Regions from separate parts of the Homo sapiens genome. Here regions 2, 3 and 4 are each linked to region 1. Evidence: chromatin loops called from intact Hi-C (ENCODE). Cell type or tissue: endothelial cell of umbilical vein. All regions are shown on one strand. Each heading gives the region's core, and the rest is flanking DNA. Links, peaks and the distances in the headings are about the cores only. Region 1 overlaps PRR7 (proline rich 7, synaptic). Region 2 overlaps SLC34A1 (solute carrier family 34 member 1). Region 3 overlaps F12 (coagulation factor XII). Region 4 has its middle 7.1 kb from the start of MXD3.

Evidence for each region. Hi-C counts contacts between places; a loop is a spot of excess contacts. Peaks named below come from ENCODE experiments on the same cell type or tissue, not always from the same donor. Only the 100,000 strongest peaks of a DNase experiment are listed, where the experiment ranks them.
Region 2: a loop joins it to region 1, with 16 times the contacts of the local background. A loop is called at or near these places in 109 of 110 quality-filtered maps.
Region 3: it touches region 1 in a loop (11-fold over the local background); 109 of 110 quality-filtered maps call a loop at or near these places.
Region 4: a loop joins it to region 1, with 8 times the contacts of the local background. A loop is called at or near these places in 65 of 110 quality-filtered maps.

Annotation. Positions count from the first base shown.
Region 1 is chr5:177,451,996-177,456,995 of GRCh38, reverse strand. PRR7 (proline rich 7, synaptic) reads right to left here. Exons shown (of 4, transcript NM_030567.5): 2 at 2,956-3,040; 3 at 1,502-2,167; 4 at 710-1,272. The coding sequence starts at 1,928. The coding sequence ends at 875. It overlaps DBN1 (drebrin 1), which reads left to right. Exons shown (of 15, transcript NM_001363541.2): 15 at 1-386. Among named protein-coding and RNA genes, the nearest start is that of PRR7-AS1, 6.6 kb to the right of the region's middle. RefSeq lists silencers at 382-581, 952-1,091, 1,182-1,731, 2,241-2,472, 1,922-2,531 and 1 more and enhancers at 1,394-1,688, 1,936-2,636. In endothelial cell of umbilical vein, for the core only: CTCF peaks have their summits at 445 (motif pointing right), 1,508 (motif pointing left) and 2,401 (motif pointing right); DNase peaks (open chromatin) are centred at 495, 1,475, 1,665, 2,405 and 2 weaker places; H3K4me3 peaks cover 2,199 bases; H3K27ac peaks cover 2,342 bases.
Region 2 is chr5:177,386,579-177,393,575 of GRCh38, reverse strand. SLC34A1 (solute carrier family 34 member 1) reads right to left here. Exons shown (of 13, transcript NM_003052.5): 6 at 5,703-5,814; 7 at 5,387-5,582; 8 at 5,204-5,299. Among named protein-coding and RNA genes, the nearest start is that of SLC34A1, 5.6 kb to the right of the region's middle. RefSeq lists enhancers at 2,587-2,666, 3,917-3,966, 4,107-4,156, 1,388-4,201, 3,242-4,441 and 2 more. In endothelial cell of umbilical vein, for the core only: a CTCF peak has its summit at 2,892 (motif pointing left); a DNase peak (open chromatin) is centred at 2,865.
Region 3 is chr5:177,400,197-177,407,779 of GRCh38, reverse strand. F12 (coagulation factor XII) reads left to right here. Exons shown (of 14, transcript NM_000505.4): 3 at 1,719-1,818; 4 at 1,975-2,045; 5 at 2,347-2,457; 6 at 2,595-2,726; 7 at 2,866-2,970; 8 at 3,116-3,281; 9 at 3,367-3,584; 10 at 3,690-3,921; 11 at 4,163-4,299; 12 at 4,383-4,526; 13 at 5,082-5,230; 14 at 5,321-5,639. The coding sequence ends at 5,488. It overlaps PFN3 (profilin 3), which reads left to right and starts at 7,119. Exons shown (of 1, transcript NM_001029886.3): 1 at 7,119-7,583. The coding sequence starts at 7,204. RefSeq lists silencers at 3,144-3,473, 3,824-3,873, 3,904-3,953 and enhancers at 3,239-4,096, 4,953-5,810. In endothelial cell of umbilical vein, for the core only: CTCF peaks have their summits at 3,221, 3,885 (motif pointing left) and 5,082 (motif pointing right); DNase peaks (open chromatin) are centred at 3,219 and 3,799; H3K4me3 peaks cover 1,160 bases; H3K27me3 peaks cover 1,977 bases.
Region 4 is chr5:177,315,230-177,322,718 of GRCh38, reverse strand. No RefSeq gene overlaps it. Among named protein-coding and RNA genes, the nearest start is that of MXD3, 7.1 kb to the right of the region's middle. RefSeq lists enhancers at 1,780-2,279, 2,280-2,781, 4,497-4,791 and a silencer at 4,497-4,791. In endothelial cell of umbilical vein, for the core only: a CTCF peak has its summit at 4,662 (motif pointing left); a DNase peak (open chromatin) is centred at 4,648.

The sequences.
Region 1 (5,000 bases), core at 1-5,000:
AGGGCTTCAGATATTTTGCACGAATTTTAAAACATGGCAATAAATGGCTCGTGGGCTCTGGCTCCCTGGGACCCCCTCCCCGCCCTTCTTTTGACCCCTTCCTGTCTGGCCCAAAGGAAGTAGCAGGCCCAGCTGGGGCCCCTCGGCTACCCCCCGTCTCCTGCCGGGCAGGTCCCAGGTTGGAGGCCCTAGGCGCGGTTCAGGTCAGGGCTATGGATGGGGCCCAGGGGCTTTGGTGGCCCCTCCCCAACTCCTTCCTCTTTGCTTGGGTTCCTTTTTCACGTTTAGTAACTGTTTTTTTTTTTTTTTTTTTTTTTTTTTTGGAAAGCACAAACTTCTGTAACGGGTCGTGCTCATGTCTGTTAATAAAGAAATCCAGATCCCTTCGGGCTGCCGCCTGCCCTGACCCAGGTTCCCAACTCCTCCCACCTCCGAGGCCGCAGCACCTCCTTGCCACCAGGGGGCGTCCTCACCCTAATTCCAAGGCCCGCCAGGCGGGGGCGGGGTGGGGGGGCGGTGCTAGGGGCTAAGGCTCCCAGGGGAAGCCGCTTGGCACCTACAACCACCGGAGAAGGGTTGGTCTTAGACTTAGTGCTGTACCCTTAGGTTCTGTTGTGGCGGAAACGCACGTTGAGGGTCCTTCCCGCCAAGGCCCCGGCTTGTCTGGTCACACAGAACCCTGGGCGAAAGCAGCCGGTGCACCCTCCGCTTGTACCAAACCAGATCACACACCTTTATTATCCTCAAAATGTAACAAACGGGATAAGAAATCCCTCCCTCCCCCCGCCCCTCCCCGCAGTCCAGGGAAGCATTTAAAAAGCCCCGCAGTCAGGCCAGGAGTCCGCCGGTGGGGCCCGGGGCGCCGGGCGCCCCTCTATACGGCTGTAGTCCTCCCGAACAAGGGGATGGAGACCGGCAGACGCCAAGCTCCGTGCTCCAGGGGCTCGCGGCTGCTGAGCTCTGAGTCGGTCCAGCTGGGGAAGACCCGGCGGCCACGGTCGGCCTGCAGGCAGAGGGCTGGGCAGGGCGGCGCGGGCCGAGGGGCGCTGGGCAGGTGCAGCGCCGAGGTGTAGCCCCGGTCCAGGAAGAGCGGCTTGTAGCTGGGAGGCGGCTGCTCCTGCTTCTCCGCGCTGTCGCGGCGACTCAGGAAGGGCGTGACGATCTTGCGGTAGAGGCCGCGCGTGTCCGTGAGCACCTCGCTATAGGGCGGCGGCGGCTCTGCCATCAGCACCGCCTCTTCGTAACACGGTGGTTTGGACATGTCCGATTCCGCTGCGGAGTGGGAGGCGGTCGGAGGAGGTGAGGCCGCCGGTTCCCAGCCTCTCGCAGAGGCCCCGGCCAGGGGCCGCCCGCGCCCCAGCCCTAGCCCGAACCCGAGCCCGCCGCCGCCCGTGTTCTCCCGGAGGCTGCGGATGGAAGCCCTGAGGGTAAGCAGCGAGCCCTCCAACGCCCGCCCACTTCCGGCGGCCCGGATCGCCCCCTGGCGGAGGTCGGTACTCACCTTGGCGCGGGTAGCTCCAGGGCCGTGGCGGCACCGACAGGTGCGTAGGCGGCGGGTGCGGGAGCGCGTGGTGGTGCGGGTGTGGGTGCGCGTGCGCGTGCGGCTGCGCGGGCCCGTGGTGCAGCAGCGGGTGCACGTGCACGTGCGGATGCGAGTGCGCGTGAGCCGGCGCCTCCAGGCGGCTACGGTGTGGTGGTGGCTGCGGCGGCGCCAGGCCCGGGGGGCTCCCGGCCAGACTGCCCTCGAGTTCGAGGGGCTCCAGCTCTAGGGCGCGCAGGTTCTGCTCGCGCAGTCGCTCCTCCTGGCGCCGTTTGAGGCGGCGGCGCAGGAAGCTGCAGAAGCAGCAGAGCAGGACGATGAGACCCCAGATGAGCCAGAAGCCGGCGAAGCACGTGAGGAACGTGTAGGTGCCCTGGGACATCACCATGGCGGCGGCACGGGCGGCGGGTCCTCAGACGCTTCACTGGACACTGGGCTCCGCTGCGTGGCCCCGGGCCCGCGCCACACTCTCAGGTGCCGCCAGCGTCACTCGGGGACCCGCGGCCGGGGGCTGCCCGTGGCAGGTCTCAAGTCGTGCGCGCGCCGGCGGGGGACAGCAGCGGCGCCCGCTCCTTCCCATGGCGCCGGCGGGCGCGCGGGCGTGCCTCACCCGGGGCCGCGCGGGACCTGTAGGGCAGACACGGGGCGCAGTGAAGGCGCGCCGCGGCCCCCAACGACTTCCCGGCCCCCGCCCGCGCCCTGCGCAGTCCGGGGAAAGCCTCCTCCGTGGGAACCTCGCGCTCCCCGGGGGCCCGGTGACGTCACCGAGGAGGGTGACGTCACGCCTCGAGGTTTCCCCGGTAGGGTTTCCCCGATCTGAGCCCCGGCCGCCGCCGCGGAGCCCGGGCGCCGAGGGGAGCCGAGGCGGGCCAGCAGGGGGCGCGCGAAGGACGGACTCCAGCTCTGAGTCCGAACGAGAGATTCGCCATCCGCAGTCCCGGGGCCAAAGGGTTTCAGGAGCCTGTGCGCACCAGGTCCCTGAAGAGGCGTCTCGGCGCCGTTGCTGTGCGGCGGGGAAAGGGTGGTACATCTCCTAGAGCCCCACAGACAGCCACCCGACGCCCTGTACAGACGCCTGGCAGCCCCTGGCTGCCCAAAGCCCGGAACAACTGGCTCCGCACCGCGCCCTCCGGGTCTCCCGCCGCTCCCGTAGGGGGGCTCAGGCGGGTGGCTCCGACTGGTAATGCGTGCCACCGGCCCTGCCTTTGTCTGAGCCTAGCGCGCCGCGCCGGGCGTGGGCCACACTCTCTTCCTTTCCTCCAGGCGCCCTGCCTGCTCCAACTCCGCTTCCCCGCCTCCTGCCCTTGCACAGCCCCACTTGGCTCTGCCTCTGTCTTCAGGCCGCCGTCTCCCTTTCCCTCTCGCGGAGGGGAGGAAAACTAGATGAGGGTTGGAAGCTAGTCTTTCGTACCCACCTGGTCCTGCACTCACTCCAGATGGGCATCTCTAGTTCCGCTTCCTCCTCTCCACAGCTGCGGGTGAGAGGGGGAACCTTGCACCCTAAGAGGGAGGTAGGAGGGAGCCCTGACTCTGAGAGTGAAGGGTGGCAGGTGACTGCTCACCGCCCCCACAGAACAGAACTGAGCCTTTCCTGAATGCCTTATACACACAGGTTTGAACGAAAGCCTTTGGGGTAACTGGAATGATTCCTATTTTACAGACGAGGAGTTGGGGGAACAACTGGCTGTGTAGATGGCAGGTGGTAGCACCATAATTTGAACCCAGGCCTGGCCACAAAACTCTAGCCTGAGTGGGGTGGGGGGTAGCGCTGCCTGGGCTACTTTGTGGGCCTCTTCCAGGAGCCCCACGGACCCTACCCTCCGCGTGCCCGAGGCACACACACACTGCTTCGAGAGCCACAGGGAGCCTGAGCCCCAGGCTGGGGGGAAGCCAGGCCATGGCCACCCCACACTTCTCCCCAGATGGCTCCTGTCTGACTCCATGGCTGCCTTCAGCCACGTGCCACTTGGTGCCCTTGCCAGTCCCCTTCTCCTGGGCCTGCGTTCCAGAACAGACAATGGCAGGAACCATAGCTCTGCCCGCCCCCTCGACAACCCTGCCATGAGGCTGCCATGGTGACGCAGCCCAGATAAAAACACGATGCTGCCAGTCACTGGGAGTTAATTACATCTGTTATTCTTTTCCTGAGCCATCAGGAATGCTCTGAGGAAACTGGCACTAACTAGAGGTCCCCCGGTCTGCCAGGCAGGAACAGCTCTGGGTCAGAAAAGGTAACTCTGGGGCTGGAGGTGATGGGGTTTAGCTGAATTAGAAATATCTTTCAAGGACCACGCAGAATCCTCTCTTCAACACCACCTTGTCTGTGGTGGTTGTGCCCATTTGATAGACAGGGAGATAGGCTCAGAGAGGGGAATGACTTGCCCCAGGTCACACAGCTCAGAAGGGGAGGAGCTAGGATTTAGCCTGAGTCTGAATCCAAACTCTGTGCCAGATGTAAGTGGCAGCCATGGGGGCACTGGGCAGACAAGCCAGCTAGCAGCCAAAATGCATTCCCATCCCTTCCCACCAGGGCCCTGGCATGCCTGATCACCAGCCCGACTCTGCTGTGGAATAGCAGTGTGAGAAAGAGCTACAGGATGAAGGGGAGATGTAATGGCAGCGCCAGGTTAGCAAGAGACAAAAGAGAGGGCCCTCTGTGCCCTGAGGGCGCCCAGCTCAGCAGGTGGGGCATTAGGCCATACAGGGCAGGCCACGCCCAGGACCTGCTGGGTGCCGTCATAGCTGCATTTTATAAACTAGGCAACTTTGGGCCAAAGAGAGGAAGGCTCTTGCTTAAGGTCACATAACTAGCCCCCTGGCCCCAACCTGGCTCCACCCCCAGGTGGAGTGGGTAGGGATTTGACACTGAACGCTGTCTTCTCGGCAGTGCCACAGCAGGCCCACGGGACTGGAATCCTGTCTGAAGCCTCCCTCCCAGGTGCTCAGTAGACTCTCATCTAACCGACCATAGGTGCTCAATACATAAACATCAGAGGTTCATTCAGACCTTTCAAAATGCTCTACCTGACCAGGCCAGACTTGGCAAAGCCTCCCGAAAAAACCATGCCCCCTTACTGCTCCTTTACTATGTGAGCTCTTGCCCTTGTCTGGGAGCCTTTCAGACTCAGAGCCTGCCTGCAGCCTGCTGCTCCCAGCCACTCCCTCCACTGCCCACACTGCTCCAGACTGGTAGTAGCCAATACGTGCCTCCTCCTACCTACCCAACACATTCAGGTGCTCGGAGCGATGCCCTGCAGATGGACCGAAGTCTGCCATTTGATTACTCACGTTCTGTTTCCTGTTTCTCTTTTCTTACTTTCTTGAAGGTTATTTGAACATGTTTTAGGGTTGCATCTTGATTTATCTGTAGTGCTTTTGAACCATATCGCTCTGCATGTTTTCTCGGGCCACACACTCACTGGGAGCACGGCAGGGGGATGAAAGCGAGACCCTTGGTGAG
Region 2 (6,997 bases), core at 983-5,982, 64 kb after region 1:
GATGGGTCTCTTGCCCTCTCTGAGCCTGTCTCTTCCACTGAGGACATGTGGATGAAAGTGCCTGCCACACAAGAATCTGGTCCTCTGTGTGTTCTGCCCTGTCACTCCACTGGCCCAGCTCTCCCTGGGGCCACATCCAGTGGCTTCCTGTCTTTCTTTTCCTCCCTCTCTCAGTGGCATTGGGTGCTGCTGAACATGTTCCTCTTTTTCTGAAAACTCCCCCTTCCTCATCTTTTATTACCCATCCCTTTCTCGGTGCCCCTTCCCCAGCATCCTGGCTCCTTCCTCTCCTCCAAGACACCCTTAGCTCAAGCTCCATTCTCCTCTAGATCAATTCCTTATCCTCAGGGGGTGTAAGGGGACAGAGGGCCCAGCCCACACGTCTCTTCTGCCCACCTACTGTCAGTGAGACAAAGGGGCTCCCCAGGGAGGCCCTACAATTCAGAAGGCCACAGGTCCGGGCCGGTAACCTAAGTGAGCAGCTCGGGCTGTGTGTGGAAGAGGTGGGGAGAGTTTCTGCTGGGCCTGTAGAGTCAGCAGTAGCTACTCAGCTCCTGATCACTGTCACCATCCAGGGACGCAGCCTAGTGTGGCTAAATTGCCCAATTTCTATGAGAAAAGCCACAACTCTGAAGTTCTAGATGAAATCTCCCAATCTGGGCCAGGTGCAGTGTGGCTCATGGCTGTAATCCCAGCACTTTGGGGGGCTGAGGTGAGAGGATTACTCGAGGCCAGGAGTGGGAGGCCATCTTGGGCAACATAGCAAGACCTTGTCTCCACAAAGAAAATTAGGGCATGGTGGTGTACACCTGTAGTCCTAGCTACTCAGGAGGTTGGAGCAGGAGGATCTCTTGAGCCCAGGTGGTCGAGGCTGGAGTGAGCTATGATCATGCCCCTGCACTCCAGCTTGAGTGACAGAGCAAGACCTTATCTCAAAAAATGAAAAACTCCCGAAAGCAACAAACTCCCAATCTGTAAATATTGGCGACCACTTTGAGTTATCTTTTACAATTCAATGAAGGTCAGCAGAAGCAGGCCAGTCTGGCCTGTGGACAACTCATTTGTAGCCTTGTTGGGTTAAGAAGTTATTTATTTATTTATTTATTTATTTTGAGACAGAGTTTTTGTTCTGTTGCCCAGTCTGGAGTCCAGTGGCACAATCTCGGCTCACTGCAACCTCCGCCTCCTGGGTTCAAGCGATTCTCCCGCTTCCACCTCCCGAGTAGCTAGGGTTACAGGCCCCTGCCACCACGCCCAGCTAATTTTTTGTATTTTTAGTAGAGATGGGGTTTCGCCATGTTGGCCAGGCTGATCTCGAACTCCTGACCTCAGGTGATTCACCCACCTCGGCCTCCCAAGGTGCTGGGATTACAGGTGTGAGCCACCATGCTGGCCAAGGTAAGAACTTTTATGGCGTCTGGTGTAACATCCGGGTTTATTTTAGCGGGATGTGCTCCCTTGAATGGGGCAATGTGCTCTTCTGTGCTCCCAGTTCGCCACATCAGGGCCTTGGGGACCCATCAAGACTGGGCCTGAATGGCAGGCCAAGAAGCCTGGAAAAAATAGGCTGCGATGGGCTAGATGAGAAAACCAGGCTGGGAAAGCAACGGTAACTGCTGCGAGGGTAAGGGAGAGAGAGAGCCAGGTGTTTGCTGTTAGGCAGATCTGAGTTCAAATCCTGCTTCTTATACCAACCACCCTGGGTAAGCCATGCCACCTCTCAGAGCCTGTTTTCTCTAACGCAGGATAATAGAGGAGCTGCTGTAAAGGTTACAGGGGGAATGTGTTTAAAGCGCTCATCACAGGGCTTGGCTCATCATGAGCCTTCGGTAAACTGTCTTCTGATATGGAGTGACCCTCTCCCTCGCTGGGCCCGTTCAGGATCACATGGTTGGGAGGCTGTGTGTGTGACTGACTTCCTAGGTCAGGACCAGTGGCCCCTGCAGATGAACCTGAGAACCCTAGCCCTGTTGGGGAGGAGCCTGCTGGACCTTCCTGGGAGTACCCAGCCTGGATGCTGAGGTAGCAGACAACCCCTTGAATGAGTAGGTGCCTGGTCAACGTGTGCCCCACTGACCTAACCTGGGCTGGGCCCAGTGGTCTCTGTGGGGAGGACTGTGGGACCCTGCGAAGGCTGGAGGAGAATGGGGAACTTTACTGGGGTCCCAACTTAGGGCTGGCAGAGGCAGCAGCAGGGCCAAGCCCTCTGGGTTTTTAGAACCTTGACCTTCTTGCCTGGGACTGTGTGGCCCTGGCTGGGAGCCCAGAGACCCTAAAGTACAAGAGAGGAAGGTAAAGCTGGCAGGAGGGACAAAGCCAGGCAGAGAGTGAACTGCCGGGAGGGAGCAGGCCCTGGGGCTTCCCTGTGGGGCAGAGGGAGAAGATGGAAACTCCAGCTTAGATAAAAGAGCTGGGAGGCCCAGGATCTGGGGGCATCTTCCCAAGATGTGCCCATCCCTGCCTGGGCCTGGGGTGGGGTAGGAGAGGCTGGAGGGGCCTGAAGCGGGTGGTGGGCTCTGTGGGAAGAACAGAATGGGCCTGTGGACAGCCCTGGGCCCATACCCCAGCTGAGCCGTTCCCAGCTGTGTGTCACCAGAGCAAACACTTAGCCTCTCTGGGCCTCAGTTTCCTCCTCTGCAGCATGAAGTCCATAATGCTACCCACCTTTTCCCAGGGGCTAGTTGGAAGCATTTTGGAAGAGGGAGTTGGGATTTAAGTGCCTATAGGGACACCCTAAATTAAAGAGGCCCCTTCTGGGGACTGAAGGAGGTGATTAAGCTCACAGGAGACTGTCAGGATGTGGGCCAGCGCAGCAGTTTCCCCCTCAGAGGAAGGGGAGCTCTAGGGCCTTTGTTCTTCTGGAAGCCGAGGGAGAGCACTGTGCCAGCAGCACCACCTGGTGGCGAAAAGGAGAACTTCTCCTTAGAGCAACACCCGCTATCTCTGGAGTCGTCTCCACGTGGCTATGGTCACCTGGTGGCCTTCAGGCCTGATGGGCAGCATGGGAAGCAGACATACATAGTAGAATGTCAGACCGGTGAGTGAGAGAGGCAACGAGATAGTCAGGATTCTACCAGGATTTGTATCCTACCTCAATTACATGGACTTGGGCAAGCCACTGCACTTCTCTGGGGCTCAGTGCTCCTCGTCTGTAAAATGGGGACGTGATAATCCCTGCCTCCCAGGTTGCAAGTCCTCAAAAGATGCTTGTTTAATCCAGGCAGGTATAGTTGACAGTCCACAGTGTGGCCACATAAGAAGGTGATTCCCAGGACGGTGTCAGGGTCCCGGGAGACTCAAGTGTCTGATCACTCAACTGCCGCTGCTGCTGCTTTCCCCATCTGGTAGGCCTTGGACTTGCCTCCTCTCCCTGGTGCATAGCTTCCCTGGAGACTGTTTCGGGCTGGTTCAGGTCCAGCATGGTGAAAGTTGGCGTCAATGGGAACAGGTTGGAAGGGAGCACGGGGAGACTCTGTGGCCCGTCTTTGGGCAGGAAGAGCCAGGACGCACTTCACACTTTGCAAGACCAAGCACATCCACTGCTGTGTGAGTCACACTCCTTCGGGGCGCTGTCCCAGAAAGGGGATGAAAGTGAGAGCTTGGGTCCCACCCACCAGCTACTCTCCAAGCCGAGGAAATGAGACCCTGCCCTGCAGAAAGCGTTTAAGGAAAGCATTTCCTGGTAGAGTGAGGAAGAGAAACCAGCTGGACAAGTGTCAGCTGCAGCCGTAGAGAAAGGCCCAAGGGCGGCCTCCCCAGAGTGAACCTGGGTGAGGATGACTTCAAGTGAGGACGTGGAGGCTGCTGGTTGAGATCTGCCGGAAGCTGCAGTAGGTGGCCGGCAGGGAGCTCAGGGGCAGTGAGGAACAGAGCTGTCTTCCATGGCTTGCTTTTTGCGAAGATCAAAGTGTGTGATTTCTCTCCCTTCCAGATTTTGCTATGAAGTAGAGAGGCTTGTGGTGAGTCAGAGAGCACTAAGAGTGCTCAGAGAGCTCGTGAGAAAGTGGTTGATGTATTAAAGAGGTCATGAAGTCAGCGTAAAAGCTGCCCGCAGGGGTTTTTTTTTATGTAAGGCTGCTTTGAACACTCAGAGGCTGAGCTGGAGCAACTTCAGATGCAAAGGAGCATCGCAGGGCGAGTCAGATGAGTGTTTTCTGTTCGCACCAGGGTAAAGGTCCAGTCACAAGAAGCAGCAAGGGGAAGGGGAAGGGGAAGGGGAAGGGGAAGGGCTTGTGCTGTGCTGTGCTGTGCTGTGGCTTGGATTTCCTCGTATCTCATTGTAAATGGAGTTATGTCTCACATGCAAGCATCAGGGAGAAGCAAATATGGTGCATTGTGGTTTGGATGAAGCATTTGCCTTTTCACAGCTGAGTAAGGAAGTGTGCTAATTGCCTGCTTCCTCATCAGCCTGGCATAATGGGTGGTCCATGAGCATCCACTTGATTCAAACAGATCTTCCCAGTATTAGAAGCAGCAGAAACAGTGCAGAAGGACAAGGGACTCCCGCCTGTGGCAGTCTCCAGGAGAAGGAACCCCCGATGCCAGCACAAGCGGCTGTTAACATCTCCAAGGAGTTCTCCACGCAGCTCACCTTCCTGTTACTTTCCTTGGTATCCTTATAGCACTCTGCCTCTTCCCCACGTTACCTGGGTCCCAAAACATGGCCCAGCTGAGTCACTAACCCCTCTAGGGTGCTCAGGCCCTGACATGGTAGGATAAGCTCTGGCACGTTTCTTAGCCTCTCTGAACCTGTGTCTCTACCTGTGAAACCCAAGGGTTGCGCTGGATCAGCGGTTCTCAAACTTGAGCACTGAGCACACCTAGAGGAACTGCTGAAGCATAGGCCATTGGCCCCGCTCCCAGGGGTTTCCAGATTCAGTAGGTCTAGGGAAGGGCAGGGTGATTTGCATCTCTAATAGGTTCCCACACGGCACACAAGATGCTGGCCTGGGACCACACTTCAAGAACCACTGGGCTAGATCAATTACATAACAACTTTAATTGATTGGTGATGTCTGCCTAAGGCGATGTGGGAAGTTGGGAGGAATTAGCAATGTTAACTGTAAGCACAGTAGAAGGGCCACATATTTGCCCTCTCCTGGCTAAATGATCTTCAAGGTCTATCTGGAGCATTTTGAACAGACAATGAAACCAAGAGTCTGAAGAGGGAGTCCTCTTACCTGGGGTTAGGCCTGGGACTCACCTGTAAGGAGTCTGGGTGGCACCAGATCTGGATGAGACTGTGGTTCCTCAGGGACTCATCACCAGTGGCAATGCTGGTTATCACAGACTCGTCCAGCTGTGGGCAAGATGTGGGCAGGGGGAGTGAAGGAGGCTGGGTCCCTTGTTACCCCCACCCTCACCCCATGCCAGGCCCTGCTGTCACCTGGATGATGAGCTTCGTGAAGGGCTCTGTGATGATCTTGAGCAGGTCAGGAGCATCACGGCCACCATGGATGTTGAAGGAGGCCACCACAAGTCGAGTGATGTGGTGCAGGTAGCCAGTGGCAGCCTCCAGGGGCAGCAGGACCAGCACTGACAGCCAGTTAAAGCAGTCATGCACCGTGGCCCCCGCGAAGGCCCTGGGCAGGGAGGCCACATTGCAAGGCAGGCTCGAGCCAGTGCACAGTCACGCCTGGGGTTCCTGGCATCTGGGGCTGTCCTCCCCCAGGCACGAGCCCCCAACCCCCAGCCCCCCTCACCGCCGGAAGTCAGTCCTGTCCCCCGCCTGCATCAGGGCCACGATGGTGTTGGTGACAGAGGTGCCGATGTTGGAGCCCATGATGATGGGGATGGCAGAGCTCACCTCCAGCACTGGTAGAAGAGAAGACGTCCTAATGAATTTGACGGTCACCCAGCTCCTGCACCACCACAACTCCTGTCAGGCCCCCCACCCACGTCCCAGTCCCCAGTGGCCGCTCCTGCCATGCTGCTGAGTCTGCCTAACGTTGGCGTCACAGGTGCATGTGGGCACGGGCTGTGCGTTTACAGGTGTGTGCATTCATCCATGCGAGTAGATGTACACGTGCTGCACATGGTGTATGGATGTGAACGTGTGTGCGTGTGAGGCCTTCGTTATGAGGGCTCGTGGGCTCATGTCCTATGTGCAAATAGAGATTTGTGCTTGTGTGTGCACACATGCCCCAGAGTGTGATGGTTAGTTTTTTTGTTTGTTTGTTTTGAGACAGAGTCTCGCTCTGTCGCCCAGGCTGGAGTGCAGTGGCATGATCTCGGCTCACTGCAAGCTCTGCCTCCTGGGTTCATGCCATTCTCCTGCCTCAGCCTCCTGAGTAGCTGGGACTGCAGACACCTGCCACCACGCCTGGCTAATGCTTTTTGGTTTTTGTTGTTTTTTTTTTTTGTATTTTTAGTAGAGACAGGGTTTCACCGTGTTAGCCAGGGTGGTCTCGATCTACTGACCTCGTGATCTGCCCCCCTCAGCCTCCCAAAGTGCTGGGATTACAGGCATGAGCCACTGCGCCCGGCCAGTGATGGTTAGTTTTATGTGTCAACTTAGCTAGGCTGTGGTACCCAGTTATTCAACCCAACACTAGCCTGGGTGTTCTGTAAGGTGTTTTGTAGATGCAATTCACGTCTACAGTCAGCTGACTTTAAGAAAAGGAGATTATCCTTGGTAACCTGGGTCAGCCTAATCCAATAGAATGAAAGGCCTCAAGCAGAACTGAGGCTTCCCTGAGAAAGGAGAAACGCTGCCCTGTCTGGACTGCAGTGTCGGCGCCCACCTGAGAGTTCCCGCCTGCCCTTCCAATGCCCTGGCCTACGGATTCCTGACTTGCCCAGACAAACTACCATCGGGGAAGCCAGTTCCTTGCCATAAATCATCTGGGTCACATACAGCTACAGTTGGGCTCCTCTCATGTCCCTGGCTGATACAGGAGTCAAGCTGAATGGAGGCCAGCCTTACTGGGGTCACGCTCCCCATTTGCCACCCTTCCCAGCTCCTGGGGTGCCCCTCCAAGCTCTTCCCCACCCTGGT
Region 3 (7,583 bases), core at 1,364-6,363, 51 kb after region 1:
GGAGTCTCGCTCTGTCCCCTAGGCTAGAGTGCAATGGCGCGATCTTGGCTCATTGCAACCTCCGCCTCCTGGGTTCAAGCGATTCTCTGCCTCAGCCTCCCGAGTTGCTGGGATTACAGGCACACAACTTCATGCTCAGCTAATTTTTGTATTTTTTAGTAGAGACAGGGTTTCACCATGTTGGCCAGGCTGGTCTCGAACTCCTGCCCTCAGGTGGTCCGCCCACCTTAGCCTCCCAAAGTGCTGGGATTACAGGCGTGAGCCACCGCGCCTGGCCCCCATTTGCATCTTAAAGGTCCATCTCAGATCCATTTCCATTTACTGTCCTAGTTCTGGTTTGGTCCTTGGCAAGTGCACTTTGCCTTGAACAAAATAGTGGCAAAAGCTTATTGAGCAGGTACTTTGTGCCAGACACTGCTCAGCATTTCATGGCATTATCTCATGAAGCCCCACGACAATTCCTCTGAAGAAGACACAGGCAATTCTCATTATTCGCGATGGTTATGTTCTATAAAATCACAGTGAACATTGAACTAGCAAACAGTATTAGGTTCCTGTGAGCCTCTGGTCACAACATTTTCATCAACCAACAGCATATAATCTGGTTTTATGTATGATTCTGTTTAAAGACATTTTATTTAGTATATGTGTTGCTGATTCATCAATGCTAAGCTGATGGCACTATAGCACACACCTGAATCAAGTGTCTAACACACGCTTTCTCCCTAAGGTAGCCTTCTTGTGCTTAGGAACTACACAGCTCTTCAGCAGGAGGCTCAGAGGCCATTTCCAAAAGCCAAATCCCCAGCAAAAGCACAAAGTGTGAAAAACGTTGCACTAAGTAGACTGAGAAGGACACTCATTCAATAGGAGAGCTGAAACAAGCAGCAGCAGCGTGACGCCTTGTTGAACCTTAACTGGGAATGTGCAAATTTTTCACTGCTCTGTGCATGCCCACAAATGGCCATGAAAACATTTCAAGTATTGACTTGGGAGTTACAAATAAAATTCAGCAAGTAGGCACATTCTCAATGTAGAACCAGAGAAGAATGAGGATCAACTGTACTATTATTACTGCCGTTTTACAGATAAGGAAACCAAGGCTCAGATCAGAGTGGTTAACAGTGACTTCAACATTCAACAAGTATTATTAAGTGCCTACTTTGTGGCAAGTGCTCTTCCTGGCCTTGGGACTGAAGACTTACCCAAGGTCACACAGCTAGCAGGTTGTGGAGTCAGGAGTCTACTCCAGCTATCTGACTCCTGAACCCAAGTTTTTTTTTTTTTCTTTAAGATGGAGTCTCACTCTGTCACCCAGGCTGGAGTGCAGTGGCGCGATCTCGGCTCACTGCAAGCTCCGCCTCCCGGGTTCACACCATTCTCCTGCCTCGGCCTCCCGAGTAGCTGGGACTACAGGCACCTGCCACCACCCCCAGCTAATTTTTTTGTATTTTTAGTAGAGAGGGGGTTTCACTGTATTAGCCAGGATGGTCTTGATCTCCTGACCTCGTGATCTGCCCGCCTTGGCCTCCCAAAGTGCTGGGATTACAGGCTTGAGCCACCGCGCCCGGCCCTGAACCCAACTTTTAGAGCAGAAAGTGTTTTCAATGCACAGCGACCTTTTTGAGGGTCTGTCCTTTTCCTGACCAGACCCTGAGGGACAGTGCCTGAGCAGTTGAGTACAGGGGAAGTCCTCAGAGAGTGTGTTGTCCCTGCAGTTCTCACTGTCACCGGGGAGCCCTGCCACTTCCCCTTCCAGTACCACCGGCAGCTGTACCACAAATGTACCCACAAGGGCCGGCCAGGCCCTCAGCCCTGGTAAGACTACGCAGAGGAGTTGGAGCAGGGGCCTGGGAGACATGTACCCTGCCTGTCCTTCTGTCCAAGGAACTCTGCTTGGAGAGAGGGGACTGTGATAGGGCAGGGTGGGCCAGGCCCCTGGGTAGAGCAGGGAAGCCTTGTCTCTTTCTACAGGTGTGCTACCACCCCCAACTTTGATCAGGACCAGCGATGGGGATACTGTTTGGAGCCCAAGAAAGTGAAAGGTGCTACACACAGCCTCTGGGGTGGCCTGGGGCTCTCTCCTCCCGCCTCATTACTCTCCTGGTATCACCAGACCCCACACACCTGGGATTCTGGACCCAGCCCCTTCTCTCCCTCCACAATACCCTTTGGAAGTCCAGAGGGAGAGTTCTGGGAAGGAGTGGTCCCATTTTGCAGGTGGGTAAACCAAGCTTGGAAACTTGGAGTAGCAAGGTCACAAGGCAAGTAGGTTCAAGAAGGGCCTTGGCCCCCAGCTGTGTGACTCAGCTCCCTGCTCTTCCTTCCACCATGTCCATCTCTCAGACCACTGCAGCAAACACAGCCCCTGCCAGAAAGGAGGGACCTGTGTGAACATGCCAAGCGGCCCCCACTGTCTCTGTCCACAACACCTCACTGGAAACCACTGCCAGAAAGGTGAGGAGATGTGGAGGACCTGGGCGGGGTGCTGGGGGACAGGGGCAACCCTGGGCCTACAGAATAGGTTGCTGGATACTCGGAGACTTGGCATGGTCCTAGACTCTCCTGAGACCACTATCCCTCTTTGTCCCCAGAGAAGTGCTTTGAGCCTCAGCTTCTCCGGTTTTTCCACAAGAATGAGATATGGTATAGAACTGAGCAAGCAGCTGTGGCCAGATGCCAGTGCAAGGGTCCTGATGCCCACTGCCAGCGGCTGGCCAGCCAGGGTGAGCAGATGGTTGGGAACGGGCCAGGGAGGAGCGTCAGGAAGACAGGCTGGCAGGAGGCCGGGTGGTGTGCCAGGAAGGAGAGCTCTCTGGGGGGGTCTTTAGGCCCAGGGGTGGCTCACTGCGTTCCCTCCCCAAGCCTGCCGCACCAACCCGTGCCTCCATGGGGGTCGCTGCCTAGAGGTGGAGGGCCACCGCCTGTGCCACTGCCCGGTGGGCTACACCGGAGCCTTCTGCGACGTGGGTGAGTGAGGGTCTGGGGCAAGCAGAAGGCCAGCCCCCAGGTGGGACGGGCTTGCCAGGAAGGAGGAGGGAGAGTGCGGAAAGCAGATGAGAGGGAGGCAGGAGAGCCCAGCCTTGGCTGCCCAGGGAGCCCCCTTTCTCCTCAGACACCAAGGCAAGCTGCTATGATGGCCGCGGGCTCAGCTACCGCGGCCTGGCCAGGACCACGCTCTCGGGTGCGCCCTGTCAGCCGTGGGCCTCGGAGGCCACCTACCGGAACGTGACTGCCGAGCAAGCGCGGAACTGGGGACTGGGCGGCCACGCCTTCTGCCGGTGCGCCGCGTGGGGCTGGGTGACCCCTCCGCCCCAGGGCTCCGGGCTCCCGGCGCTCTAACGGCGCCCCGTCGTGTGGCTACAGGAACCCGGACAACGACATCCGCCCGTGGTGCTTCGTGCTGAACCGCGACCGGCTGAGCTGGGAGTACTGCGACCTGGCACAGTGCCAGACCCCAACCCAGGCGGCGCCTCCGACCCCGGTGTCCCCTAGGCTTCATGTCCCACTCATGCCCGCGCAGCCGGCACCGCCGAAGCCTCAGCCCACGACCCGGACCCCGCCTCAGTCCCAGACCCCGGGAGGTTAGGAAGTGGGGGGGGGAAGGAGGAGCCGAGAGGGCGCCGGGCGAGCTAGATTCCGGCCAGCCGGCCGCGGGCTCTCCGTCCTCAGCCCCTGCTCCTCCACAGCCTTGCCGGCGAAGCGGGAGCAGCCGCCTTCCCTGACCAGGAACGGCCCACTGAGCTGCGGGCAGCGGCTCCGCAAGAGTCTGTCTTCGATGACCCGCGTCGTTGGCGGGCTGGTGGCGCTACGCGGGGCGCACCCCTACATCGCCGCGCTGTACTGGGGCCACAGTTTCTGCGCCGGCAGCCTCATCGCCCCCTGCTGGGTGCTGACGGCCGCTCACTGCCTGCAGGACCGGCGAGTACCCGCCCGCCCAGAGCCGCCCCAGGGGCCGCGGCTCCTCCGTCTCCCAGCGCAGCTTCCACGCTGCACCCGAACCCGTGCCCTACCTTCTCCCGCCCCACCCTTCTTTCCACGCCCCTCCGGAGCTCCCGGGGAGGAAGCTGGAACACGGGATTGGGGTTCGGGAGCAGGGGGCTTCCCCAGAACGCTTGTGGCCAGGTCTGAGAGCGCTGCCTCTCCCCTACCCCCCCCGCAGGCCCGCACCCGAGGATCTGACGGTGGTGCTCGGCCAGGAACGCCGTAACCACAGCTGTGAGCCGTGCCAGACGTTGGCCGTGCGCTCCTACCGCTTGCACGAGGCCTTCTCGCCCGTCAGCTACCAGCACGACCTGGGTGCGTGGGGGCGCCCCGCGGGGACGGGAAGAGAGCTTGGGGCCCCGGCGTCCCCGCCTCACGCTCCTCTCCGCCCGGGTTAGCTCTGTTGCGCCTTCAGGAGGATGCGGACGGCAGCTGCGCGCTCCTGTCGCCTTACGTTCAGCCGGTGTGCCTGCCAAGCGGCGCCGCGCGACCCTCCGAGACCACGCTCTGCCAGGTGGCCGGCTGGGGCCACCAGTTCGAGGGTAGGCACAACTGCTAGGGGCAGGGGTAGGGGAGGAGACCTTTGATCACTGGGTTAGGCGGAAGAAGCCCGCGACTTTGGTATCGTTCCGGGTGCCTACAGAATGGGTGGCGCTGACCTGATGGGTTGTGAGAATGTGTAGGTGAATCCCAGGTAGAATCCCAGGGCCTGGGATTCACTGCTGGGATCCCCAAATCTCCTGGGGATACAGGGAGAATCGAACTTGCTCTTGGTTCCCTCTGGGCGCCGGGCTGCAAAGGCCAACTAGGACGCTGGCCCCGCGCTCCGGGCTAGTGTGGGAGCCAGGTTCTGCGACTCTGGATGGGTGGTGGGGGAGGGGTTTCTGTTTCCGCTCCGCCCATTCAAATCCTGGCTTTTCTCTGGACCTCAGCCTCCTTGCCTATGAAATTGAATTAATGGCACCTCCTCCCCTTCGGGCTTGCTGCGAGAGAGGAAGGGCATGAGTGGGTTTACAAGCGCCTGGAGCAGCTTTGTCCATCGTCCGGGCGGCAAGCGTTGTCAGATGGGGTGTGAAGAAGGCGCTCTGTGTTCGCAGGGGCGGAGGAATATGCCAGCTTCCTGCAGGAGGCGCAGGTACCGTTCCTCTCCCTGGAGCGCTGCTCAGCCCCGGACGTGCACGGATCCTCCATCCTCCCCGGCATGCTCTGCGCAGGGTTCCTCGAGGGCGGCACCGATGCGTGCCAGGTGAGCTCTTAGCCCGGTTGGCGCCCTTCCCCGAGGCCGTCAGGCACAAATCTCAGGTCCACAGCGCTGAGCTGCGTGTTTCCGACCCAGGGTGATTCCGGAGGCCCGCTGGTGTGTGAGGACCAAGCTGCAGAGCGCCGGCTCACCCTGCAAGGCATCATCAGCTGGGGATCGGGCTGTGGTGACCGCAACAAGCCAGGCGTCTACACCGATGTGGCCTACTACCTGGCCTGGATCCGGGAGCACACCGTTTCCTGATTGCTCAGGGACTCATCTTTCCCTCCTTGGTGATTCCGCAGTGAGAGAGTGGCTGGGGCATGGAAGGCAAGATTGTGTCCCATTCCCCCAGTGCGGCCAGCTCCGCGCCAGGATGGCGCAGGAACTCAATAAAGTGCTTTGAAAATGCTGAGAAGGAAAGCTCTTTTCTTCATGGGTCCCGCCGGGAAATGCCAAGACAGAAAAGCGATTCACAGCTTCTCCACAGCTCTCAGAGAACAAGGTCTATGAGATCTTAACGTGCAAAATCTAGATGCCAGCCCAGCTAATGTTTACTGAGCCTAGGATACTGTATACCAAGCCCTGTGCAAGGAGAAGCTGCATGTTATTCCTTATGAGAAACTAACATTTTGTTTACAGAGCAGTAGTTCTCAGACCATACATTAAGATCACTTGGGGAGCGTTTTGAGCCAATCTATGCCCAAGTTCCACCTCAGACCAATTAAATCAGTATGTCTAGGGATGGGGCATGGGTAGTGGTATATTTGTAAAACTCCCCAGATAATTCCATGTACAGCCAAGGTTGAGAATCGTGGTTAGAAATACTTAGCATTGGCCGGGCGCGGTGGCTCACGCCTGTAATCCTAGCACTTTAAGAGGCCAAGGCAGGTGGATTGCTCAGGAGTTCGAAACCAGCCTGGGCAACACGATGAAACCCCGTCTCTACTAAAATACAAGAAATTAGCCGGGCACGGCGGCGTGCGCCTGTAGTCCCAGCTACTCAGGAGGCTGAGGCAGGAGAATCACTTGAACCGGCAGGAAGGAAGGAAGGAAGGAACAGAGGGAGGGAAAGAGAGAGACAGAAAGAAAAGAAAAAAGAAAATAGAAAAAAAGAGCATTGACTGTGGCGTGGACCCTAAGGGCTGGGTGACATATCGTTGTCCCCACCCCAACACGCACTAGTGTAGTGGGTCTGAGAGTCCCTTGGCTAGCAGTACCATCACCAGGGAACTTGTTACACATAACAAATTCTCGGGCTACACTTTATACTGCTGAACAGAAAGTCTGGGGTGGGGCCCAGCAATCTGTTTAACAGCCTTGCGGGGGATTCTGATGTTCTCTCATGCTTAAGAACCACAATCTGGGGGTTGAATGGTTGGTTCCCTTACAAGTGAAGGTCTGGCTGTCCAGACACAACATCCTTTTTTCACAAAACCAGCTTTTTAAAATTAAAAATAGATTGGCCAGATGCGGTGGTTCACGCCTGTAATCTCGTCACTTTGAGAGGCTGAGGCGGGAGGATTGTTTGAGCTCAAGACTTCCTGACCCGCCTGGGCAACATAGTGAGACCTCATCTCAAAAAAATTTTTTTTAATTAAAATTTGTTTTTGCTTTTTTAGAGACGGGGCCTCGCTCTGTGGCTCAGGCTGGCGTGCAGCGACACGATCCTATAATAGTTTACTATAATCTCGCTACTGAGTTCAAGCGATCCGCCCGCCTCGGCCTCCCAAAGCGCTGGGATTACAGGAGTGAGCCGCTGCGCTCTGCCAAACCCATCCTACAGGATAACCTTAGAACTGCGACAGCACTAAACGCCCACGCCCCACGTGCCCCAGCCTGGGTGGTCGCTCCGGGACGGCGCCTTGTGTGACGTCACAGCCCCGCCCAGCCTGCCTCACAGCGCCGCAGGCCTTCCCCGCGTGGCGCCTCTATATTTCCCCGAGAGGTGCGAGGCGGCTGGGCGCACTCGGAGCGCGATGGGCGACTGGAAGGTCTACATCAGTGCAGTGCTGCGGGACCAGCGCATCGACGACGTGGCCATCGTGGGCCATGCGGACAACAGCTGCGTGTGGGCTTCGCGGCCCGGGGGCCTGCTGGCGGCCATCTCGCCGCAGGAGGTGGGCGTGCTCACGGGGCCGGACAGGCACACCTTCCTGCAGGCGGGCCTGAGCGTGGGGGGCCGCCGCTGCTGCGTCATCCGCGACCACCTGCTGGCCGAGGGTGACGGCGTGCTGGACGCACGCACCAAGGGGCTGGACGCGCGCGCCGTGTGCGTGGGCCGTGCGCCGCGCGCGCTCCTGGTGCTAATGGGCCGACGCGGCGTACATGGGGGCATCCTCAACAAGACGGTGCACGA
Region 4 (7,489 bases), core at 2,449-7,448, 140 kb after region 1:
AGTTGCTCACACCTGTAACGCCAGCACTTTGGGAGGCTGAGGTGGGTGGATCACCTGAGGTCAGGAGTTCGAGACCAGCCTGGCCAACATGGTGAAACCCCCTCTCTACTAAAAATACAAAAATTAGCCGGGCCTGGTGGTGCGCGCCTGTAATCCCAGCTACCCGGGAGGCTGAGGCAGGAGAATCACTTGAACCTGGGAGGCAGAGGTTGCAGTGAGCCGAGATTGTACCACTGCACTCCAGCCTGGTGACAGAGCGAGACTCTGTCTCAAAAAAAAAAAAAAAAAAAAAAAAAAAAAAAAAATATATATATATATATATATACACACACACACACACACACACACACACACATATATAAAAAACTGTATATAATTATATGTAATTAATATAACAACAAAAATTACATAGACAATTTTATATAATTTCTGTGTATATGAGATATATATTATGTGTGTATATGACTGAGGAAGCCAAGCTCATAGGCCTGTGGAGTGAAGTGTTTCCTCAGAGACCAGGCATGCTGTTGGAAACATGAGGGAAGAATAAGCAGTTAGAACCACCTGGAGACACGGATATGCAACTTTTTAGTTGACATAAAGGACTCAATATAGGGGTTGATAACAAAATGGATTCACCAAATTAGTTGAAGATCAACTAATTTGAAGATCAGATCAAAGATCAGAGGACCTTGGGAGGAAACACAGAGATGGAGATTTATAAAGAGATTTATAAAGAGGAGATTTTTAAAGAGAATGGGCCCGGCATGATGGCTCATGCCTGTAATCCCAGTACTTTGGGAGGCCGAGGCAGGCGGATCACGAAGTTGAGATCGAGACCATCTTGGCCAACATGTTGAAACCCCGTCTCTACTAAAAATACAAAAAAATTAGCTGGGTGTGGTGGCGTGTGCCTGTAGTCCCAGCTACTTGGGAGGCTGAAGCCGGAGAATGGCTTGAACCTGGGAGGCAGAGGTTGCAGTGAGCCGAGATCGTGCCACTGCACTCTAGCCTGGTGACAGAGCGAGACTCTGTCTGAAAAAAAAAAAAAAATTAAAAAAATACAAAATTAGACGGGCATGGTGGTGCGTGCCTGTAGTCCCAGCTACTCGGGAGGCTGAGGCAGGAGAATCACTTGAACCTGGGAGGCGGAGGTTGCAGTGAGCTGAGATCGTGCCACTGCACTCCAGCCTGGGCAACAGAGTAAGGCTCTGTCTCAAAAAAAAAAAAAAAAAAAAAAAAAAAGAAAAGAAAAAAAGGAATATGGAGAATATAAATGGAAATCAGCAACCAAAAGATAACTGAAAAAATCCTTTGTATCTGGAAACTAAAAACATACTACCAAATAACATTCGGACTTAAGAATAAATCATAATGAAAGCCCCACACTAAAAGAGGAAAGCTTCAGGACCTGGCTAAAGGAAGAGAGGTTTGTGGCTGGAACAAGAACATTTGCAGGGTGCCCGGATCCCTTGAAGAGGACACCCTGACACTGACCGTGGGAACAGCCTACGCTACACATGCAGGCGTTCAGGTGGAGTACTCTTCCCATACTCCAGAGAACAGGCTGAAACTTTTGACTCAGCAAAGGCCAGAAGGAAAAGGGGAAGTGGTTTATCAAGTGCCTGCTGGAGCATATAACATCCCAGACACTGAGCACTTGCATACAAGTGACCGACATGGCTGGCCCCACCGCTTGCCAGTGCTGCCTGGTCAGTGGGTTAGACTCATCCCATGACGCTAGCAGGGTAGTTGCTCTTGTTGTCTTTGGAAGGACCTTTTCTCTCCTTTTCTTTTTTGAGATGGAGTCTTGCTCTTGTTGCCTAGGCTTTAGTGCAATGGCACAGTCTTGGCTCATTGCAACCTCCGCCTCCTGGGTTCAAGCGATTCTCCTGCCTCAGCCTCCCGAGTAGCTGGGATTACAGGCATGTGCCACCACACCCGGCTAATTTTGTATTTTTAGTAGAGACGAGGTTTCTCCATGTTACTCAGGCTGGTATCAAACTCCCGACCTTAGGTGATCCACCTGCTTTGGCCTCCCAGAGTGCTGGGATTACAGGCGTGAGCCACCATGCCCGGCCATGGAAGGACTTTTTCAAGAAACCGATGTGGTCAGTTTTCCGTATACCTCCAGGTGTTCTGTTCTGGCGTCTGGGTGCTCCACCAGCACGGAGAAAGACGAGTGCCCTGTGGCCTGAGTCCCAGGCACTGAACACTCTAGCCTGGGCAGCAGCTCCGGGAGGACTCAGCTTCCCGAGCACCGCCCTCAGGTTGGGAATCCACAGCAGCACCCACAACACACCACACAGTGCACCAGCCATCAAGGGGGCGCACAAATGACCAGGGCTGCCTTCCAGGCAATGGCCACTGCCTGGTGGATCCAGTTAGTAAGCCAAGAGCAGTTTGAGGACATACCATCTCCATCTGGCATCAAACCACCCTGCTCACTGCGCCAGTTGTTGTAAGGACACCTTGGATTTGTTGTCCTTAGATATGATGTAACAGACACAGAAATGACTGCCATGGTGGGAAGAAGCTTATACTCACAGTTCCCTAGAAACAGGCGGCACCGCACACTAACACGGGCCACACGGGGAAGCACCAGTGTTGGTCGGGGGCAGAGGGAGGGAGGGGAACTGTGGGGCAAGAGCCTTTATTGTGGTTTGCTTAGGAAGGAACCTGAGAGGCAGAGTGAGCAGGTCTAGGATTGCCTAGCTTGAATAATTTCAATGGGTTTGGGGTAGGATGTCCCTAGTTGTCCAGTCTCTGGGGGATAGTGGTGCAGCGTGTAAGAGCCCAGTAAAGGAGGTGGTTGGAAGGTATGGGCTCTGGATTGGTTAGTATGAATATGAAAGGCACGGCACGCTTGCAGGTGAGTGAGTGAGTTACTATCTCTAGGAATTGGATGAGAGGATGGAGTATGATGAACCTTTGATTCCTGGAGGGCCATGAGTTCACTGTGGTATGGAAATGCAGCTGTGCTGTGATCAGTTAGTGGAGGCAAAAATTAATAATGAATTTTAGAAATGATGGATGCAACTCCCAAGGAGTTAGTTCACTGGACGTATAAGGAAATGCAAAGTAACTAGAAACAAGCTAAATATACCATCCTATTGTTCTCTGTAGCAACAATGAAGGCAAAAGATGGTGATAGGGCAGATCCTGAGATTGGGCCAAGCTTGGATTGTGGCTGGTCTGAGCTACAGCTATTCCCAGGGCCACTTTTGAGGGGGAAAATTATGCTGAAACAACAGTGAAGATGGTTAGAATGATTCACAAGAGAGTGGGGAAAACAAAGGGAAGAGTCAAGATACTCATCCCAGCAGGATGGAATCTTTAAAGGGTTCTTAATGAAATGGACTGAATAAAGTAGGCATTGATGGGGTCAAAACAAAGGTCATCTCCAACACCCTTGGAAGTCCTTGGGTGGACAGATGGGAGCTTCTGCTGGTCCCCCACTATTGAAGGGCCCTAAACAAATCTGATTTACTCACCTTAGTTTGGAAGATTTTAAAATGTTAGAGGGAGGCCGGCCTGTAATCCCAGCACTTTGGGAGGATCACCTGAGGTCAGGAGTTCGAGACCAGGCTGACCAACATGGTGAAACCCCATCTCTACCAAAAATACAAAAAAATGGTCAGGCGTGGGGGCACACGCCTGTAATCCCAGCACTTTGGGAGGCTGAGGCGGGCGGATCATGAGGTCAGGAGATCGAGATCATCCTGGCTAACACGGTGAAACCCTGTCTCTACTAAAAATACAAAAAGTTAGCCGGGTGTGGTGGCACGTGCCTGTAGTCCCAGTTACTTGGGAGGCTGAGGCAGGAGAACCGCTTGAACCCAGGAGGCAGAGGTTGCAGTGAGCTGAGATCACACCATTGCACTCCAGCCTGGGCAACAAGAGCAAAACTCTGTCTAAAAAGCAAACAAACAAACAAACAGACAAACTAGCCAGGCATGGTGGCGGGTGCCTGTAATCCCAGCTACTCAGGAGGCTGAGGCAGGAGAATCGCTTGAACCCAGGAGGCAGAGGTTGCAGTAAGCTGAGATCGCGCCATTGCGCTCCAGCCTGGGCGACAGAGTGAGACTCCGTCTCCAGGAAAAAAAAAAAAGGCCAGAGGGAAAGATGACAAGGAGAAAGCTGATAGGTAGTCACCTGGGGCAATTGTGCCACAATCTAATCAAGATAATGACTGACACCCACTGCGGACCCAAGGCCATGTGGACATGAGCCGGTGAAATGGTCAGGGGCTGCAGGAGAGACTTTACTGGGACACCTTTTTGTGGAACCCAAGCTCTGTGATTCCAAAATCTATTTGTGAAGTCCCAATGGGAGCGAGAGTTCGACTGGGAGAATATGGGAATGTGATACCTGATGGAATGGAAACGGTGAGGGTTGAGCAGGCTTTATGCAAAGCGACTGCAGCTCCTTTACCTGAATGTACTATGGGGGTGGATATTGGGTCTGGCTGAGGTGTTTCTCTTACCTAGCATGCTAAAGCGGAAGGCATGTGAATCTCCCCACCTGCCAATATTGATTGGATGTACTTGATGGAAACCAGTAAGATTGCCCAAGCCTGTGCAAGTTGTTCATTTGTTGTACCGTAGCCCCGCTGAGGAGCAGACTGGACCTGAGGGCAAAAGCCGGAGTGCCACCTAGTGGCAACCACTGGGATTTTGGACCAGGAAATTTCCATTTGACTAACTTGCTATTGGATTTAATTAAAGTCCAATTGCCCCTATGACTTAAGGACATAAAATAACCTTGAAACCTGAAATACTTATAATTTCTTGGGTGATGTTGGGGAAATACTCTGATAGGAGGGCAGTGCCCAGAAGGGTCCATCATCATTTGGAAATGATTTTTCTGGAAACATGCTATCTGGGGAATGCAAGAAGGCCGTCCCAAGTGGGTGCCTCTTCCCCCACAGGCAACTTCAGAGCCACCTAAGGAGTTTCACGGGCCACATGGGCAGTGAGTGCCCTATGAACAGCTCTCTATTGACCAACAAGAGCCGCCTGGTTTATGGATGACAGGCGGCTTTCAAGGTGACAGGACAGCTTCCTATCTGGAAGACCATCAAAGAAGGTAAAAACAAATCACCTCAGCAGGTTGAATTGACTGGTGTTTGTGCTACATCTCACGGGCAGTGGCCAACCTGCCCGCACAGTCAGCAGAAGGGCAATGGAAAACTGGCCTATTAGTGATCCCACTAATAGGTCCACATGGGCCTGTGGACATCATTATGGGAGTCGGAGGGGTACATTAAAGTAGGACGTTTGATGTTCATCAGAAGAACCCCATTCCAGGATCAGGGGGTGATTGGATTCAGTCAGTGGATATTCTGGTGTGCTCACTTAAGGAGGCCTCATGATATGAGGGACATACGGGGTTGCCACAGTGCAGGGATGGACTGAGTCTAGACATGTTCCCCTTGCACCCTCTGAGGCACAAAACACCAGTAACTGTTCTGTCTGTCAACGAGAGGCTTGATAGGCAAGTCACACTGAAGCCTGTAGCCCCAGGAAGTGTAAGTCGTGGCAGGAACAGTCACTCTGCACACTGGGCTCAGCTTCCCTGTGGTAGATGCAAATGCTCACAGCACAGTAAAAGGACTGGAACTCAGCTGAGCGCAGTGGCTCACGCCTGTAATCCCAGCATTTTAGGAGGCCGAGGTGGGCAGATCACCTGAGGTCAGGAGTGCGAGACCAGCCTGGCCAACATGGTGAAACCCTGTCTCTACTAAAAATATAAAAATTAGCCGGGCATGGTGGCAGGTGCCTGTAATCTCAGCTACTTGGGAGGCTGAGGCAAGGGAATCGCTTGAACCCAGGAGGTGGAGGTTGCAGTGAGCCGAGACCGCGCCATCCATTGCCCTCCAGCCTGGGGGACAAGAGCGAGACTTCATCTCAAAAAAAAAAAAAAAAAGGTACCAATTTGGACTCTGCCAGGTCACATTTCTTCAGACCAAGGAACACATTTTACAGCACATAGTGTCCAACAGTGGCGGAGACATCCTCCCCAGAGTGATGGTTTGATGAAGAATTGGAATAGGCAAGTGAAACATTTGTTGACTGAAATAGGAAAAGCCAGGCAAGGTGGCTCATGCCTGTAATCCTAGCACTTTGGGAGGCCGAGGCAGACGGATTGCTTGAGCTCAAGAGTTTGAGACCAGCCTGGGCAACAATGGCAAAATCCTGTCTCTACAAAAAATACAAAAAATTAGCTGGGCGTGGTGTTGCACACCTGTAATCCTAGCTACTCAGGAGGCTGAGGCAGGAGGATCACCTGAGCCTGCGAGGTCAAGGCTGTAGTGAGCTGTGTTCATACCACTGCACTCCAGCCTGGGCAACAAAGTAAGACCCTTCATATATTACCAAGTTGGGCAACATACATGAAATTGGGGTTAGAGTAGGGAAGTATGGGTAGAATAAGACAGGAAAAATATTTGAAGAGATAAGAACTGAAAACTTTTGCAGAAGCTCAAGACACCCCAGGCAAGGCAAGCACCAAGAAAACCACACCCAGGCGTGTCACAGCCAACAGTTGAAAACCAAAGGTGAAGAGAAAATATTAAAAGCAGATAGAGGATAACAATACATTATATCCAGTGGAAAAATAAGACTTTCAGCTGACTTAGAAAAAATGCAAATCAGGCCGGGTGCGGTGGCTCAAGCCAGTAATCCCAACACTTTGGGAGACTGAGGGGGGCAAATCACCTGAGGTCAGGAGTTCAAGACCAGCTTGGCCAACATGGTGAAACCCCATCTCTACAAAAAATAAAAAAATTAGGCATGGTGGCATGCAGCTGTGGTCCCAGCTACTTGGGAGGCTGAGGCGGGAGAATTGCTTGAGCCCAGCAGGTCAAGGCTGCAATGAGCCCTCATTGTGTCACTGCACTCCAGCTGGGTGACAGCAGAAGACCCCACCTCAAAAAAAAAAAAAAAAAAAATGGCCATACTACTGAGCCTACAGAGGCCTGTTTGCAGTGTTCCTCCCCGGATAGCAGGGGCTGCCAGGCACTTCTGAGACCTGTCTAGCCAGGGCTGGCCTCTTGGCTTAGCCCCTGTGACACCAAGCGAGGGACCGGCTGGCACCCAACTCCTGATCATTATGCTGCACTGCCACAACAGCTGGGGTTGGCGGGGGGGGGGGGTGCGTTCCAGAGGTGGCCTCTGTGTGGGGGTCTGCTGACTGCTTCTTCTGACATCCTATGGGCATGGAGACACAGGCCCACCAGCCCTTCCCTACCCCTTGCCTATGGCTTGGCCAAGCCCCTGTTCGGCATTGGTTTGCTCTGTCGCTGAGGTCGTAGTCTGCAGGAAGAGGCTGACCCTGAGAGATGCAGGGCCCACTGCTACTTGGGAGAATGCGCTGAAGGAGGGAGGCCTGGGAACCTCCTGGAGCAAGTGACATTGAGCAGAGATGGCAGAGGCAGGGAGGTGGGCAAGGCCATGGCATGTCCCCTGCCCAGCTCAAACTTTGTCCT